Linked DNA regions of Homo sapiens: region 1 is linked to region 2. A link is an interaction called in ENCODE POLR2A ChIA-PET data of the cell type or tissue named here. Cell type or tissue: HCT116. All regions are shown on one strand.

Region 1 (8,000 bases), 120 kb before region 2:
CACTGTCCCAAGCAAACCTGGGCAGATGGCCAACCTAAGTAGAGAAGCATGAGATGGAGATCCAAAAGCATTGGCTTGGTAGTCAGGAAGACCTGAGTTCAAGTTCAGAGTCCTTGGACTTGTGACGGTGGACAAATGCCATAGCCTGCTCAAGGTGATATTAATAATAAAAATATAACTCGTACTTTGCTTTGAGGATTAAATTAAACTGCCCATGTGGAAAACCCTGTAGAGTGTCAGACTCATAGCTCATGCCAGGAAGAAATGTAGCTGCTATAGTTATGCAGCACTGGGTTCTCTGTTTATTTGAAGAGTGGAGGCTTTGAGAGGTTATGAGACTTGCTCGAGGTTACGCTGAGACAGATCTCATATAAGGGTCAAGACCTACAGACACTCCTTGCAGTTTTCTGTCCACCATAAAGTGCTGCTCTTCTGATGCATTCTTTATTACAAGCCACTAGTGCAGTACTTAGTATATTGGAGATGCTTCTAAAATAAAAGATTCCATAATAGCAACATCAAAATGCCATTTATAACATAATTCCCCTTTACTTTTTCAACAAAGTTTTAATAAGTGATTACTACATCCTAAGCCCTGAGTTATAGCTAGGGAATAAAATGATAATGAATAATAGATGATGCCCTTGCCTTCATGCAGCTTACACTCCCAGGTTTGTACACTGTAGATTGTATCAGATGCTAGTTTCTATACATGGCCCCTGAGACATGCAAATGAAGAGTGTTTGATTTACTACTTTTCAGTTCACTATTTTTATCCCAAGAGAAATTTTCATTTCAACTCTCCAGCCTTACCAGTGTCACTGAACACAGAAAATTCTCGAACGCTTAACAAGGTGAAACACAGTTTCTTTCTTTTCATGAACACAAAACAATGTTTTTTTGGAATAATTTTTGGATACAACATCTTTTTTGTGTGTACAAACAAATTTTATGTTCTAAAGAAATGAACAACTAAGGCATGCGCATGAGAAGCTTTGTCTTCATATTTCATTTTTTTCATAAAAATATTTAGCTGTTGTCCAAGAAACCACACTGCTTCCTAATTAGCATTGAGCATTAGCTCTTAAGCTAACCACATAGGTCAGCTGATTTCAGATATAAGACAGCATAAATATAGTAGGCTGAACCTGCACATTCAAAACAAGATCAATTGGTCAACACGTATATGGTAAGTGCCTATCACATGCAAGACAATGCTCTAGGTACTGATGCAGACAAGAGAGACATAATCTTTGCCCTCAAAGAGCTTACCTTCTAGAGAAAGAAACAAGTAGATATTCAACCAAAAATACATTACAAAGCTAATGTTAATTTTTAAAAAGTGTTATGAAAAAGATTAAATTGATCCATAAGTTAAACAGTGCCTGAGGGAGTTGCTGGGGATGAAAAGCTCCACAGAAATGTCATCTCATTTAAGCTCAACACAAATGTCATCTCAACATAAATGAGATGACATTTGTGTTGACTAAGTAACAAGAAGAAGGCAGTCATGCGAAGGTTTACAGAAGGCACTTCAAATAGAAGGAACAGCAGATACAAAGGTCCTGAAATGAGTGCACTTAGTATACCATTCCAAGGGCTGCAAGAGGGTCAGGGTGGTTGGAGCTTGGGATGAGAAAGAGAGTGGCCTGAGATGAAATTCATGACAGAAGCAGGGGCCACTTCATGAAGGGCCTTGTAGGGCATAGTAAAAGCCTAGGGCATGGTTTTACGCAGGGAAGCTTACACCGTCTGATTATAAGGCTCACTCAGGCATCCGTGTGCAGAGCTGCCTGTAAGACACGTGGGTGGAGATGAGGACCATCATCAAGATAATGGCACTTGATCTGGGGGATGGACTATGCTGACCCGGATTAGGATTTCAGTGGCAAAGATAATAGCAAAAGACCAGATTTGGGATGCTTTTTGGAAGAAGAGCTCATACAACTTGCTGATGCACAGAACTAGGGTGAAGGAAAAGAAAAAACAAATCAAGGATTCCTCCTAGTTTGGGGCCTTGATAACTGGGTTGATGGTGGATTTTGGTGGGGACAGGGGTGGCATGGGTAAACAAGTGGTCCGTTTTAGACCAAACTAAGTTTTGGATCCCATTTGATTTCTAAGTGAAAATGCTGAATGGGAAGTTGAGCCTGGGACTCAGGGGAGTCATCAGAGCTAGAAATGCAAATTTGAGAGTCTTACTGTATTGCTGGTATTTAAACAGAGGAAACTGCATAAAATCACCTAAGAAAAGAATTAAGGGAGAGTGGATAAGGGGTTTGGAGATAGAATCCAAGGAACACAAAACTTTAGAGATCTGTTGGGGGAGAAGAGACACCATGAAAAAGTTAAAAAGAAAAGGTGATTTAAAAGGAAAACAATGTAGGCGACATATTCTTTCACAGATTTTTTTTCCCCAACTGATCCTTGTGAAATCTGATGTTTGTCTTATTTGTCCTTGGTAGCTGGTTTGACATAAACCATCTCATTCCTATTCCTCTCAGCTACTTCAATTCAGCATGTCTAGATATTCTGTTTCTGGCCTGTTTCCATTTTGACTGATATTCCTACAAATTGTGGGTCCTTCTCTGACCTGAGATCTACTTCTTAGATCCTCGATTTGGAGATTTCTGAGCTTCAGATACTTGTGGGTGCATTGTGGGTGCCAGAAGTAAGGCTTTCAAATAGAAAATTGGGAAAACAAAAACAAAAGCAAAATACTGTTTATGAAAATAGAAAAATCTCTCTACATGTATTCATTATGCAGCCAACAGATAATGTTTCTGTGCGTCCTTTGAGCAAATAGGAACCATGGTTTTAATGTTTGGGTGATGTCTCATAGGTAAAAAGCTATGGACCTCTGGCACAAATACCTGGAACAAAAGGTCTTATGGTATTTGTAGTAAATCTATATACTTATTAGCCCACGTTTCCCTTTTCTAGACTATAGGTATAGTCTCTCATAAAGCAGGGGTCATATGCTAATAATAACAATAATGATACATTAGCTAATATTAATTGACAGTTACCCCTATGTTAGGTACTGTGCAATGTATTTAATTTTCAAAACAGACTTATGAGGCAGGTGTTATTATTATCTTCATTTTTAGACAGTAAACTGAGGTTTATAAAGGCAAATTCATTCCCAAGATCATTTGGCAAGTAAAAAGCCAAGTTATTAGTTTAACTTAGTTTGACTTCAAGCCTTTACTTTAAGCCAGTGCTTAAACCAGTGTTAACATGCATATTCTGATCCCACAGGTCTGAGATAGAGCCTGATACTCTGCATTTCTATCGAGCTCCCAGGTGATGAGTATGCTACTGGTCCCAGGACCCCTCTCTGAGTAACCAGGCTCTCAGCCTCTGTGTTACAGTGTCCCCTCACGACCTGGAGAAATGCTTGCTGTGATATGAGTATGGAGCAATTGCATACTGAGAGAATAAACATGGGGAGATGGGGCAACAGATAAGTCTTCCCATCTGCTCACAGAAACTCAGCATAAACAATGTTAGAGGACGAGAGCTTTGCCACATTGTGGGGCAGCCATAGAGTAATGAAGTGGGTCAGCCTGGGGTATGGGTTAGCCTCAGTTGAAAGCACAGCATCTCAGGAAGTTCCAGATCAGCTTTCTTCATTAGGTTGTAAATTTTTGAGAGAGGGGAATATGTTATATTTCTTCTACATCTGTCGCAAAAGGTAGCAAAGTTTTTGGAACACAGAGACTGTTCAATGCATGCTCACTGCCTGCTTTTTCTTACCTCTGTCATGTATGTGCTGCTTCACTTATAAAAACTATTTTTCTATTTTCCAAGTCAAGACCCCCAGTGGAGAGATGAGCTCTAACAGTGAAGTTTACATGATCTCGATTTTGGCCAGTAGTTAACATGTGATCTCTAGAGTCTATCTTTCCAGGTTTGAATCCAGCCCTGCCACTTGCTAGCTGTGTGACTTGGGGAAGTTATTTAACCTCTTTCTGCTTCAATTTTCTTGTCATTAAAATGAGAAAGATAGTCCCTGACTTGATGGGGCTGTCCTGAGGTAAAATGGGTGTAAAGTAGTCAGAGAAGTGCCTAGCACTTAATAGGTAGCTCCATACATGTTAGCTGTATTTATTATTAATTACAACCTAATAGTGACTGTATCAGTCGGAGTTTACCAAAGAAGCAGCACCTCTAGGATAGATGGATGGATAGAGATAATAAAGGAACGTGTTACAGGGAACTGGCCTTATATAATTGTGAAGCTGGTTAAGCAGTGTCTAAAGGCTGTCTCCACATCTGCTGGTGAAGCCTGAAGTCCAGAGCGGGGGAATTCTGGAGAGGAAGATCATGAATTTGCCGGTCCCCACAAGTATGAAATGGAGCCCCACAAAAATCTACTGAAGCCTGCGTCCATTCTTGTTGCCTCTGACTTTGGTAGTGGAAAGGGTGTCCTGCAAAAGCTGGGACCATTTATCACAGAGCTAAACGTACACCTGATCTGGGAATTAGACAAGCTGAAGGAGTGATCTAAGAGAAGGCAGAGAAATTGCAGACCTATAGCTGCTGCTTCATGCCAATAAGTGAGTCAGCAGATCAGTAACAAAAACTATGAGCTACAAAATGGTTACTGCTTCTGTTCCAAAATCTTCCCAGAATCTTCCTTGTAGCCCATCCTAACTGGGAAAACACAAGATAGACAATCTGGAAAATGTAGTTGAACCCAGCTAAGTTGATAGATGGCAAAACTATTACAGTGATAGACCGAATTATGGTAGCTAATTTATTAATATACATGCCAATTCAAATCTTATCACTTGCAGTTTAAAAGATGAATTTGACTAATTTATTTGAATGTGAAGTTTTCTTGAAGATTAGTGCTGAGGTCATGAGACCATGAATGGTCTTTTGTTTATTCTCTCCTTCTTCTAGCTCAACACCCTCAAGGCAAATTAAATGAGTTTCATAAGCAGTCCAAGACCTGTGCAGCTGTTCCATGAAGTCATGAAGGACTCGAGATCTTCTAGCTCTCTGCTCCACCATCTTTAGCATGTGGTTCTAGTTATTGGGGTTGCAAAACAGTAACTGTGGCCCCAGGCATTGATTCCACATTCCAGAAAAAAGAAGGAAGCAATAAGGTAGAAAAATTCCAATGGTTGGGAAACAAAACTTTCCTAAAAAAACAGCAAGAGACTCCAGCTGATGTCTCATTGGTCAGAACAGTATCAAATATCTACCCTCAGCAACAAGGAAGGCTTGGAATTAGAGTTCAGGGGAGTTTTTTTTTTTCTTATGCACACATTATTGCTTCAAACAAAATTAGGGTTCTGTTTTTGAGGAAGAAGCTAAGAGAAATAGATATTGGAAAGGTAGATGGCACTAAAAACCAGAGAAGAAAAGGCCAGATGCAGGGGGATTAGCAAGAAGTTATTATTGTATATAAAAAAGAGAAAGAGTGATGTCTTAGAGCATGGTGGTGTGGTAGAGGTGGTTGGAGGTGGTGGTGTCTGGATGCATTGGAATGTAGAGCAGATGGATTTGATTTGGCAGAGGACTGGAAAAAAAAGAAAAAAATAATTTGTAAGCCATCATTGACTTAGGATAATATTTGGATGTAATGCTGCCTGAATTAGTGACAATGTCACAGGACCCATAACTCCTTGCTTGACATTTACATTCTCAGCGATGCAGCTGGAGACAAAGAATGTCTGGGGGAAAAAAGGAATGGATATCTAGTAGTTTGGATCATTGAATTCTATAGGCTGGAATAATGCGACCAAATACCGGTGGGTGTTTTGGCTATGCAATGGATAAAGTGTGATATAAAACTTTTTTAAAAAGTGAAGAAAACAGGTTTTAGGCTATGGTAAAATCCTTGCATCAGCTTTTACCACTTGTACCTGCAAAGGATCTAAATTCCCTGAACCTCAGCTTTCTCCTACTCAAGATAAGGAGATTGATATCTTTGTTATAGAGTTGTTCTGAGAATTACTTAAAATCTTAGGTAAAAATGGCTTATCTTTATCTCTCACTTCCTGGCCTGGGAAATAACCCTCTTTTTCGAAGCTCCTGGAAACTCCTCTATCAGATTCCCAAAATGATTTATAGGCAAACTGATGTCACAGAAAAGGCCAGACTTCAGCCTCAGACAGAAATGCTTTCGAAATATGCTTCTCATCAGTGATATGAGTGGCTTAACTTGTTTCAGCCATGGTTCTCAGAAATACAAAGCAGGGATAATGATACTTATGTCATGACCTTACTGAGAGGCCACAGCTTGTTGGGACAATTAAGTAAACTTAAATAAAATACAGCACGCAAGTTTGGTAGCCTGAGACCAGACACATGGCAGGCGCAGTTCAATGTTCATTTTCCTCCATTGAGATAAATAATGAGACATAGCATAGATACATTATTTAGTCTAAAGCTTTCAGGTTTTCTATGATGCTGGGTTTCTAACCAAGCCTGATTGCCAAATTTTGGTTAATCCTTCTTTGCAGGGGATTTTTTTCCCGCGAAACTCTGCACCACATCGCATAAATCCTCTTGCCATGGCCGTGGCCCTTCATGTCAAGGGATCTGGAGACCTTACGTGGAGAAAAAAAACATGATATGATGTAGTCATTGTGCTCAACAGTGCACTGCAAATGTGATAAGTCCCAAAATAATATAAGCAAGACGATCTTCAGAAGAAGAAAAGAGATGCAGGGATTAGCTAGGAAAGAAGAGATGGATTTCCCTTGAGCCGAATTTCAGTGGTGAAATAACGAGTCATGAAAATAGAGATATTGAACTTTAAATGACACACAAGGGACACCTCCCTGTTCAACCTGCTTCCCACTTAGGGCTGTCGGCGTAAATCAGGGCTCAGACGGGTCTGCTAGGCAACAGGCTGGGTTCGGCGCCTGACAGGAAGACTGTCAGCGACTTTAGGCGTGCCTTACATTTAGAAAGCCTCCTGTCGTCTGACTAATCACAGAGCCTTTTTCTTGTGACTAATGGGTAGTTTTCTTTAATCTCCAGAAACCTCTGATCAATTAACTACTATTTAAGCCAATCAAGGAAATTGAGATATGGGGTGTAATTAGCTTTCTGGAGGTTACACATAGCATCAGTCAGTAGAGAATCCTGAAGTGGAACTCAGAGCAGGGCTGGTGGATGTGGAAAGAGTAAAAACAAGTGGCATCAGAGTAGAAGGAAGATGTGAGCAGCCACCAGGAGATGAGGCATCTCCCCGACCCTGAGGGAAAAATAAGATACTCTTTTCCTATGGTTCCTTAGAGAACCAACTACACCTTTGAACAATAAACTTTTGTCTGTGTCAGTGTTCTTCCTAAGACACTTACTTGTCTCATTTGTCTCTAGCATAGAACATGGCCTCATCAGCCCTCCACTCCACCTCATTGTGTGATTGTGAAAATCTAGTTGTGTATCACATGTGACAACTTGATGGCAAATATTTCGGTATCACACACATGAAGATCGTAGCCACGCACACATGAGGGTCAGTGATAAGCCATTATTATCATTGTTATTTGTTCCCAAATTCTACCACTGCAAACTCCTTGATATTACTGAAATGATGTCTCTTTCTCTGTTTCTCTTCCCCTGATTAACTGCTAATAAATGACCAGCTGCCTCTTCTTTCAGCTTTTGGTGAAATTCTTTCAGCTTCTTTCAGCCCTGCCCTGCCCTCCTCTCCCATGTGCCCCCCATTCATCTTTGGCCTCTCTTTCCCAGAGTTTTTGGGATGCCGACAAGCTCCTAACTTTGTTGGTTTGCCTGCATGCAGTTTGCTTTTCTGTGAGAAGGAATGACAGTCACTCATAGGGAACCCTGGCTATTTTTTTTCACTTGTCCAAACATGAAGCACACTTGCTTCTCCAGGTGTGGCATTGCAGAAAGCCTGGGGGATGCTGTAGGTCTTGATGGTTTTGGTTGGTGTGTGAGTTTCCTATGGCTGCTGTAACCAATTACAGCAAATGTAGTGGCTTACAGTAACACATCTATTGTTTTCTTAC
Region 2 (8,000 bases):
ACAACCTTTAGCTTGAAATCTATAAACTTGAGTAAATGATTATTAGATTGTTTAGTAAGGGAAATGTGACACTGCAGGAATGTTGAGTCTTAGTTTAATCTACACATTTAATTTAGGTTTAGGACTTGGTTTATGTTTGATATCAAACTATCATCAAATGGAACACAGCATATCTGAGCTGAAAGTAAGACAGGGTCATGAGAGGCTCAGCTATGACCCAAAGCCACAGACAGCCTCAGGCAGTTGCAGACCAGGGCCCCAGGGCTTTTATGTCCCAGGCAATTGTGAGCACAATAAAAATGCTCAGGAGTTGTGAAATTCTTGTTCAGGGGGCTGATGTTTGGAAAGAGGGTAAAGCCAAAATCCAAGATTAACACAATCTTTGCTCATTAGAATAGTCCAGCAAAACATTAGCAAAGAATTTTGCCCTTCCCAGCATTTCTGTATTCAAGTACAATGTGCTTCTTCAATGCAATTTATGTTTCTACTTATTGCATTGTGTGCATTTAAGCAAGCCATCCAAAATCCCTTTTGGGACAGATATTCTAAGTCAAATGCATACTCTCCAATGTCATTCTTGTTAGAGAAAGTAACTTACGGTAGGTAAATAAAAGCAGAACAAAACATACTTCTGGTTCAATGTCTCCTCCCCAAGTTCCCTTCATTCATCACAGAGGTACCGCAAATTCATTCAGTTGAAGAAAATCCAGTGAGTTCTATAATTAAAATGAAGGCATTGTATCTCTTTCTAATTGGCTGCTTATTTTCTGACTTTTCAAGGTACATTCTGTCTGCCTCTCCAGGTTCACTCTCTACCTTTGTTCACTCTGAAAGGTATCCTGAGAGACTGCCTCAAATGGGCTCTTACGCTCTGGCTTCCTATTGGAATTGGTCAATGGGATATAGCAGCAAGAAATGGGAGATCAAAGGAAGAAGAGCTGGGAGCTACTGGTTCTTAGGGTTCCCTGTCTGCCTCATGGGAGTTTGGCCACAGCCAAGGTGCTCCTCTTGGATTGCAGCAGCTCCTGTGGGCAGCACTTTCCTACAGTTTCAACTCTCGCTGGGTTCCCATAACTGCTTTCTCCTCTTGCCTCGGTGTGGCTTGAGACAACAATTCAATTCACGGCTTATTCTAGGTGCTAAAGATGGAGTAGAGAACAAAAGAAGAAGAAAACATTCCTTCTTTATAGGGTTGAGTAGCCAGGAGGAAAGAGACAGAAAATAAACAAAAATAAAATGTGCTTAATGATGACCAAGTCTATGAATAAAAACAAAGCAGGGAAGGATGCTAGTAAGTGCTGGGACAGGGAAAGGTGTGCCTCTGAAAAAGGTGCTCAGGGAAGGCATGGGTGATATTTGAGTAAAGACTTGAAGGAGGTGAAGGAGCAGCCATGGAGATATGAGACAGAACAACAGTTCTAGAGAAAGGAAGAGCATGTGTAAAACCAAAAGGCAACCGCATGCTTAATGAGTGCATAAAACAGCAAGGGGCCAGTGTGGCTGGAGAAGAGTGAGGGAGAACACAGAGAAGGGCGGAGAGGTCATAGGGACAGTTCATGTAGGGACTTGCAGATCATTTTAAAGAATTTGGTTTTTATTCTGAATGAGCTGGGACACCCTTGGACTGAGGAATGGTGTGATCTGATTTATCTTTTATTTATTTATTTTTACGTTTATTTGTTTTTTTGTTTTTGTTTTAGACTGAATCTCTCTCTCTTTTGCCCAGGCTGGAGTGTAGTGGCATGATCTCGGCTCACTGCAACGTATGCCTCCTAGTTTCAAGCGATTCTCCTGCCTCAGCCTCCTGAGTAGCTGGGATTACAGGCACAAGCCACCATGCCTGGCTAATTTTTTTTGTATTTTTAGTTGAGACGAGGTTTTGCCACGTCGGTCAGGCTGGTCTCAAACTCCTGACCTCAGGTGATCCACCTGCCTCGGCCTCCCAAAGTGTTGGGCTTACAGGTATGAGCCACCGTGCCTGGCCCAATTTGTCGTTTTAAAGAATTACTCTTGCTTCTGACTACAAAGCATTCTTGGCTCATGTGTAAAATGAAGGAGGATCACTTAGAAGTTATTGCAATACTCTGGAGAGATATTATGATGGCTTGAGTCAAGGAATAGATGTGCTAAAAATGGTCAGGTCTGGATATATGAAGAAGGGAGAACCAATAGGATTTCCTGATGAATTGCATCTGAAGGGTAAGGGAAAAGAGTTAAAAAATGCATTGAAGTTTTTTACCTGGCTAACTAAGAAAATAAAGTTGTCATTAGTTGAGATGCAGAGGTGGGGCAGGGCATGGGAAATAACAGGAAGTGAATTTTAGATATGCCTGGCTAGAAATGTCTCTTCCCCCTCCAAGGGAGATGTCAAGTAGACAGCTGAACCTACAAGTCAGGGTTCAAGAGAGACATCCTTGCTAGAAATGCACATCTGAGAGTTTCCAGAACAGGAATAGCATGTAAAGCTGGGCATCTAAATGTTCCCTAGAAAGCAGGTCAAAGTAAGGAAATCCAAGAACTGAGGCTCATTTAAAGGTCTTAAGGGTAAAAAGGAACAACATAGTCACTAAAAAAAAGCCCACCCTGAAGGAAACTTGGAGAATGGGTTGACCGAAAGTCAAGTAAAGAAAGTGTGGCCAGAAAGAGGGACAGATCTAGCATATAAAGTGCTAATAGATCAAGCCAGATGGACTGAGAATTAGGCCTTAAATAAGCAATATGGAAGGCCTTGGTGAATAAAACAGAAGTAACATTTGTGGATTAGTAGGCAAATATATGTATATGATTGTATATAAATACATTTGTATACATATATATGTATATGAGATACATAGAGAGAGCTCAAGAGAGAACAGGAGGAAAGGATTTGGAGAGAGTAAATGTAGACCATTATTTGAATACTTTAACTGTAAATAGGGGCAAAAACTGGGGTAATAACTGGAGGTTACGATATAAAATCAAGTCAGGGTTTTCTTTAATGGAAAAAGTAATATATAATTTTAATCAGACTTATCCCAAAGAAAGGGGAAATTGATGATGTAGAAAAAGAAAAAGGGACAACTGTTGGTTTCCTTCTTGAGTAGACAAAATAAGACATTAATATTGGATGGTAGAGCACCTGGCTGATTGAACCTGGTCCCAGGAAAATCAAAGTTGAATTATTTAGAGCGCTCACAGGAGATTAATGTAGGTCAATGATAAAAGATGATTCATATATACTTTTGATGTATGCACAGCTATTCATGAATATTTTTTGCTGAGTAAAACTATATATATGCCTTCATTTGCCTAAGAGGATACAAGTAAAATATGCAGATGTATGACTCAATAGCATAAGAGAAACTCTTGGGCTAGGAGGATTTGTTTACGGTTGAAGGAGGTCATCAAATTAGGAAACTTCTTTTATATTTTGAGCTGGAATCTCTTCTTCTTTATCTGTTATCTACTAAGCCCAGTTCTTCTCTATCTGTTACCTACTAAGCCTGGCACATCATAGTGGCACCCTCTGTGTCCTATGACAACTTTCCTGTGCTCTCAACTTTTGCCTACTTCAGGTAAACCATCTCAGTTTTTTCTAACATTATTTATTTTTATTTCTATCCTCTCCTCAATGTCAACCATTGTCCTCTGACTGTGTGTCTGCTTGCCAAAATCACTTTTGATGTGTAATTCTTGGAAGAGACCCCAGGATTCAGGTTTGATCTTACCAGCTTACTTTAACTGTTAACTCTCGTTGTCTTTTTCCTGGTCACCACATTTCTGTTAATGTTGCCTGGCATTTCATTAGTTCTCTTGGTAACGTTTTAGGCTGAAAGCTCATATTACTCATCTTGGAGTAACCGTAATATGTTGGGCCAACATTACCCTAAGGTAACTACATGCATGAGATCACCTAAGACTCTTGAACATCCTGTGGAGTATGTGTAGTTAGTATTACGTTACAAAGTAAAAAACAGACTCAGCAAGCTTATGGATGTGCCCAAACCCTACAGCTCACAGTCAACTGCAACCTGTTAACACAGCATGTCTGTCCTGAAACCTAGCTTTTGCATTGCCCCAGGATGCTTTGAAATCAAATGATTGCAATACAGATATGGATGAGGCAAGAAGAGATACAAAATGTTATGAAACATATGGGGACAAAGCTAATTCCACTTTCCACGATTGCAGTTATTTCAGTAACCCTCAAGGCCAGGAGCCCATCACCTCCCATTGGTGGATGGATGCACCATTTTCTGCAGGATAGTAAGAGCTGGGCTGAACCAGGAAGTAGCCTCCTTGGAGGGCAGTGCTGGATAGTTAGTCACTGCTCTCCCCGAAAGCCGAAAGACAACGCCCTGGTGCCAATGAGGCACCTTCCTGTCCAAGGGTGTGTGTGAGAACCGGAAATCAAGAGCTGCAAGTCACTGCTCATGGGACTAGTTTCGGCCTAAGAGACCTGGTGAAAGCCAGACTTTAAAATGTCACTTTCAGGATGCAGGTTTTTAAATTGGTAGGTGTACTTGATAATATTGTAAGCTGAGTATGTGGGAAAAAATACAGTGTGGTCCACAGAAATGATCACAAGATACCTAAATAGAAGCAATAGGGTCTGCATAGGATTTTAATAGAGCTATCATAATGGAGAAACCTTGTGATTTTGCCTAAAAACAAGCATGAAGCATTTAAAATTTTAAAGTAATAATTACTGTGCCCAACAGACACATGGTAACCATTGCATCCCCAGCCCATCTTCGATCCCCAACCCTTCACTAGCAGCTCTCCTCACTTCCCTCATCTTTTATTCCCCATGTACGTGTAGCTAGGAGTGGAGTGAGGTTTAGGGCAACATTATAAATATCATACCAGGCCAGGCATGGTGGCTCACGCCTGTTTTCCCAGCACTTTGGACTTTGGGAGGCCAAGGCGGGCAGATCATGAGATCAGGAGTTCGAAACCAGCCTGGCCAGCATGGTGAAACCCCATCTCCACTAAAAATACAAAAAAAAAAAAAAAAAAATTAGCCAGGCATCTTGGTATAGTCCCAGCTACTTGGGAGGCTGAGGCAGGAGAATCGCTTGAACCACGGAGGCAGAGGTTGCAGTGAGCCGAGATCCTGCCATTGCCCTCCAGCCCGGGTAACAGAGCAAGATTCTGTCTCAGAAAAATAAATAAATAAATATAAATAAATAAATAAATAAATATCATACTAAATCATTCCTTTTATCAAAATGGCCTAATCAAAATGACGGTAGGACAGTGTTCAGCTCTGAGGTGGACACATGTCAATATAGACCTGTGAGTCAGAGCATTTGGGCGTGGATGGATACCTCAAAAGAATTTCAGGTGCTCAGAGGACAAGCCCAAGAACAAGTCACAGGGCACAGGTCCCCAGAAAAAAAAATTGGGGTGCAAAAGCTACAAGCAAAGTTGCTTAGCAGGGACAGGGTTACCTAGGTCTAAATCCTGTCTGGCTTGATCATAGGACAAGTGATAAAGATAAGTGCTCAGGCAGAGGAGGTGGTGAGGACAGATTAATATTTACTGAGTCCCAACATTTTGCTGGGTAATGCCCTAGGCACTTCAAAGCTTCTGTTCTATTTGATCTTCACACTAAACAGACCTGAAATGAATTTGTCCCATTAATATATGGGTAAACTCAGGCTTGGAAAGTCAAGTAACTTACTCAAAGTCACTGATGTTATAAATGATGTTTCCTACTTGGGCTGCTCGATTCCAAAGCCTGAACTTTTTGCAGTGTATCACTGGCTAGAGAAAGACTCACAGCCTCAGGATGTAAGTCCACTTCTTGAAATTTGAAGCTTATCAACAGCTAGATGGGTCACAGGTTTTATGAATCCAGAATCTACCAATTTTTAGCCAGATCACCCCTACCCCACTGTCTAAGCCATCCCCACCGGATCCTGAACATTCCCTGGAAAATTATTGCATCTGCCATGTTTTGGCTTACAGAAATGCCCTACTCCTTTCTATATCAATCAAAGTGAACTTTCACTTTAAGGACCAGCACCCAAGCCATATTTATCTCAAGTCCTTCCAAGGTCCTACAAAGCTGAACCAAGCCTGGCCCCACCTGTCCCACAAACACACTCTGTATCCTCCTGCCTCACCCTCAACTGCACTGCAATCACTGGTACACAGCTCCACCCCTTAGTTTCAGGGAAGCCTGGACTAATGACAACAACCAGGTTTCTGAATGGATCAAAGGTATTATCAGACATACGTCACTTCCTACACTAACTACGTAAGTCATTTTCTCTTGCTCTGCCTCAGTTTCTGTGTCTTTAAAATCAAGGATTGATAAAAACATGTGCCTAGTGCTTAGGATTGCAACTGGCACAAAGAAAGGAGATGAGACTTGCACAAAATGTGATCCTTTGTGTCTCATCTTGACCCTGTGTCCTTCAGACACTTTTGTTCAGCCCCAGGCCAGGAGGCTTTACTGAAATTTTATGTATTCCTTTGAAGCTGCCCCAGCACTTGCCAGAGAGGGTTTCATGTGTTTTAGTTGAGCTAACTGTAACATGTTCCTAACATTTTATACCTGAAACACATGACTCTTTCATTGGTGCAATTTTATATGAATATGGGTAACACATATGCTAGGGCTGTCATAACACAGTGCCACAGGTGGGGTGGCTTCAATAGCAGGAATTTATTGTCTCACAATTCTACAGGCTAGATGTCCAAGATTAAGGTGTCAGCAGGGTTGGCTTCTCCCTGTGACTTCACATGGTCACCCCTCTTTGTTCCAATCTCCTCTTCTTTAAGGGACATCAGCCATTATCAGTGCCCATCCTAATAGTTTTTTAACCTCAATTTCCTCTAAAAATCTTAACTGAAGTTAAGGCTTTAAAATATGAATTTGGGGGAGGAACAGGATTCACTGGTTGTTGTGCAAACACTCCAAGCTGAAGCCTTTTACTGGAGCAGAGAGGACAAGACAGCATCGGCCTAGGCTTAAAGTTATTCCAGCTTTGCCTGCCTTGCATGGGGGGGCTATGCATGAGACATGGCTGGGAAACTTGCTAGCTGAAGAAACCATAGGAAGAATGAAATTCAGGAAACAGGGACACATGAACCCTGCACACACAGTGAGCTCACAGGTGGCCGCTTTGTCATGAGAAGTATTTCACCCTGGCCTCCTGGGAGCACTGAGTGTGGTAGGGACAGCAAGCTCTGAACTTAGAGAAAAATGAGTTTCTACCCTAGCTTTGCAACCAACAAGAAACAGAACCAGTTACCTAAGCTTTGTGAGTCATTGCTTTGCCATCTGTAAAATGAGCTAATGCTAATACTTGCTTAACCAACCTGTTGTGAAGATTGAATTACATAATGCCTAGGGAAACATTTTCCGTAATGCTGGATACATTCTAAATGCTCAGCAAGTGAGAGTTATGGTTGGGATTGTTAATAATAACAGCATTGTCCTTGTTACTGTAATACATAAAGTTATTATTATTTTACAGAGTTGGAATAGGGCGCTTTCTTTTCATCCCATCATACTGACCCTCCACTAGGGTTTATGCTCTTCATGAAGGGTTTGTAAGGGAGCAGATGCCTTCTGCGGTGCAGGCACAAACCATCTCATAGGATTCTGGATGGTAAACTTAGATATCACAGTTACAACCCAATTATTTTTCAGATGAAGGACCGAGGTCCCAGGAAGGGAAGTGACATTGTAAGGTCCCTTGATGGCTCATTAGCAGAACTGGGATTAAAATCCTGATATCTTAATGCCTAGTTTCAAGCACTCTCTTTTGTATTCCCACTTTCTCCAATACTGTAATCCCTCCACCAGATCACTGCCCTTTCAGACACTGTGTGAGGTTAAAAGTAGTTCAGTATACTAATTTGGAATTCTGGGCCTGTCATGTATTAACTGTGCGACCTTGGATGAGTAATTTAACCTCTTCCTACCTTAGTTTCTCCTCTGTAAAATGAAAGTTATAATAGGGCTCATTTTGTAAGATTGTTGGTGAGGGTTAAATGAGGCCATA

What was found. ChIA-PET counts read pairs that join two places held together with the same protein. Peaks named below come from ENCODE experiments on the same cell type or tissue, not always from the same donor. Only the 100,000 strongest peaks of a DNase experiment are listed, where the experiment ranks them.
Region 1: POLR2A ChIA-PET joins it to region 2 with 16 read pairs; 5 of 35 experiments call an interaction of 5 or more read pairs at or near these places.

What each region holds. Positions count from the first base shown.
Region 1 is chr4:11,508,078-11,516,077 of GRCh38, forward strand. No RefSeq gene overlaps it. Among named protein-coding and RNA genes, the nearest start is that of HS3ST1, 83 kb to the left of the region's middle. In HCT116, no CTCF peak of the experiment used is centred here; a DNase peak (open chromatin) is centred at 6,924; H3K4me3 peaks cover 857 bases; H3K27ac peaks cover 7,418 bases.
Region 2 is chr4:11,628,342-11,636,341 of GRCh38, forward strand. All of the region lies in intron 2 of LOC107986178 (a long non-coding RNA gene), which reads left to right. Among named protein-coding and RNA genes, the nearest start is that of LINC02360, 140 kb to the right of the region's middle. RefSeq lists an enhancer at 3,722-4,921. In HCT116, no CTCF peak of the experiment used is centred here; DNase peaks (open chromatin) are centred at 220, 4,340, 6,189 and 7,250; H3K4me3 peaks cover 1,821 bases; H3K27ac peaks cover 8,000 bases.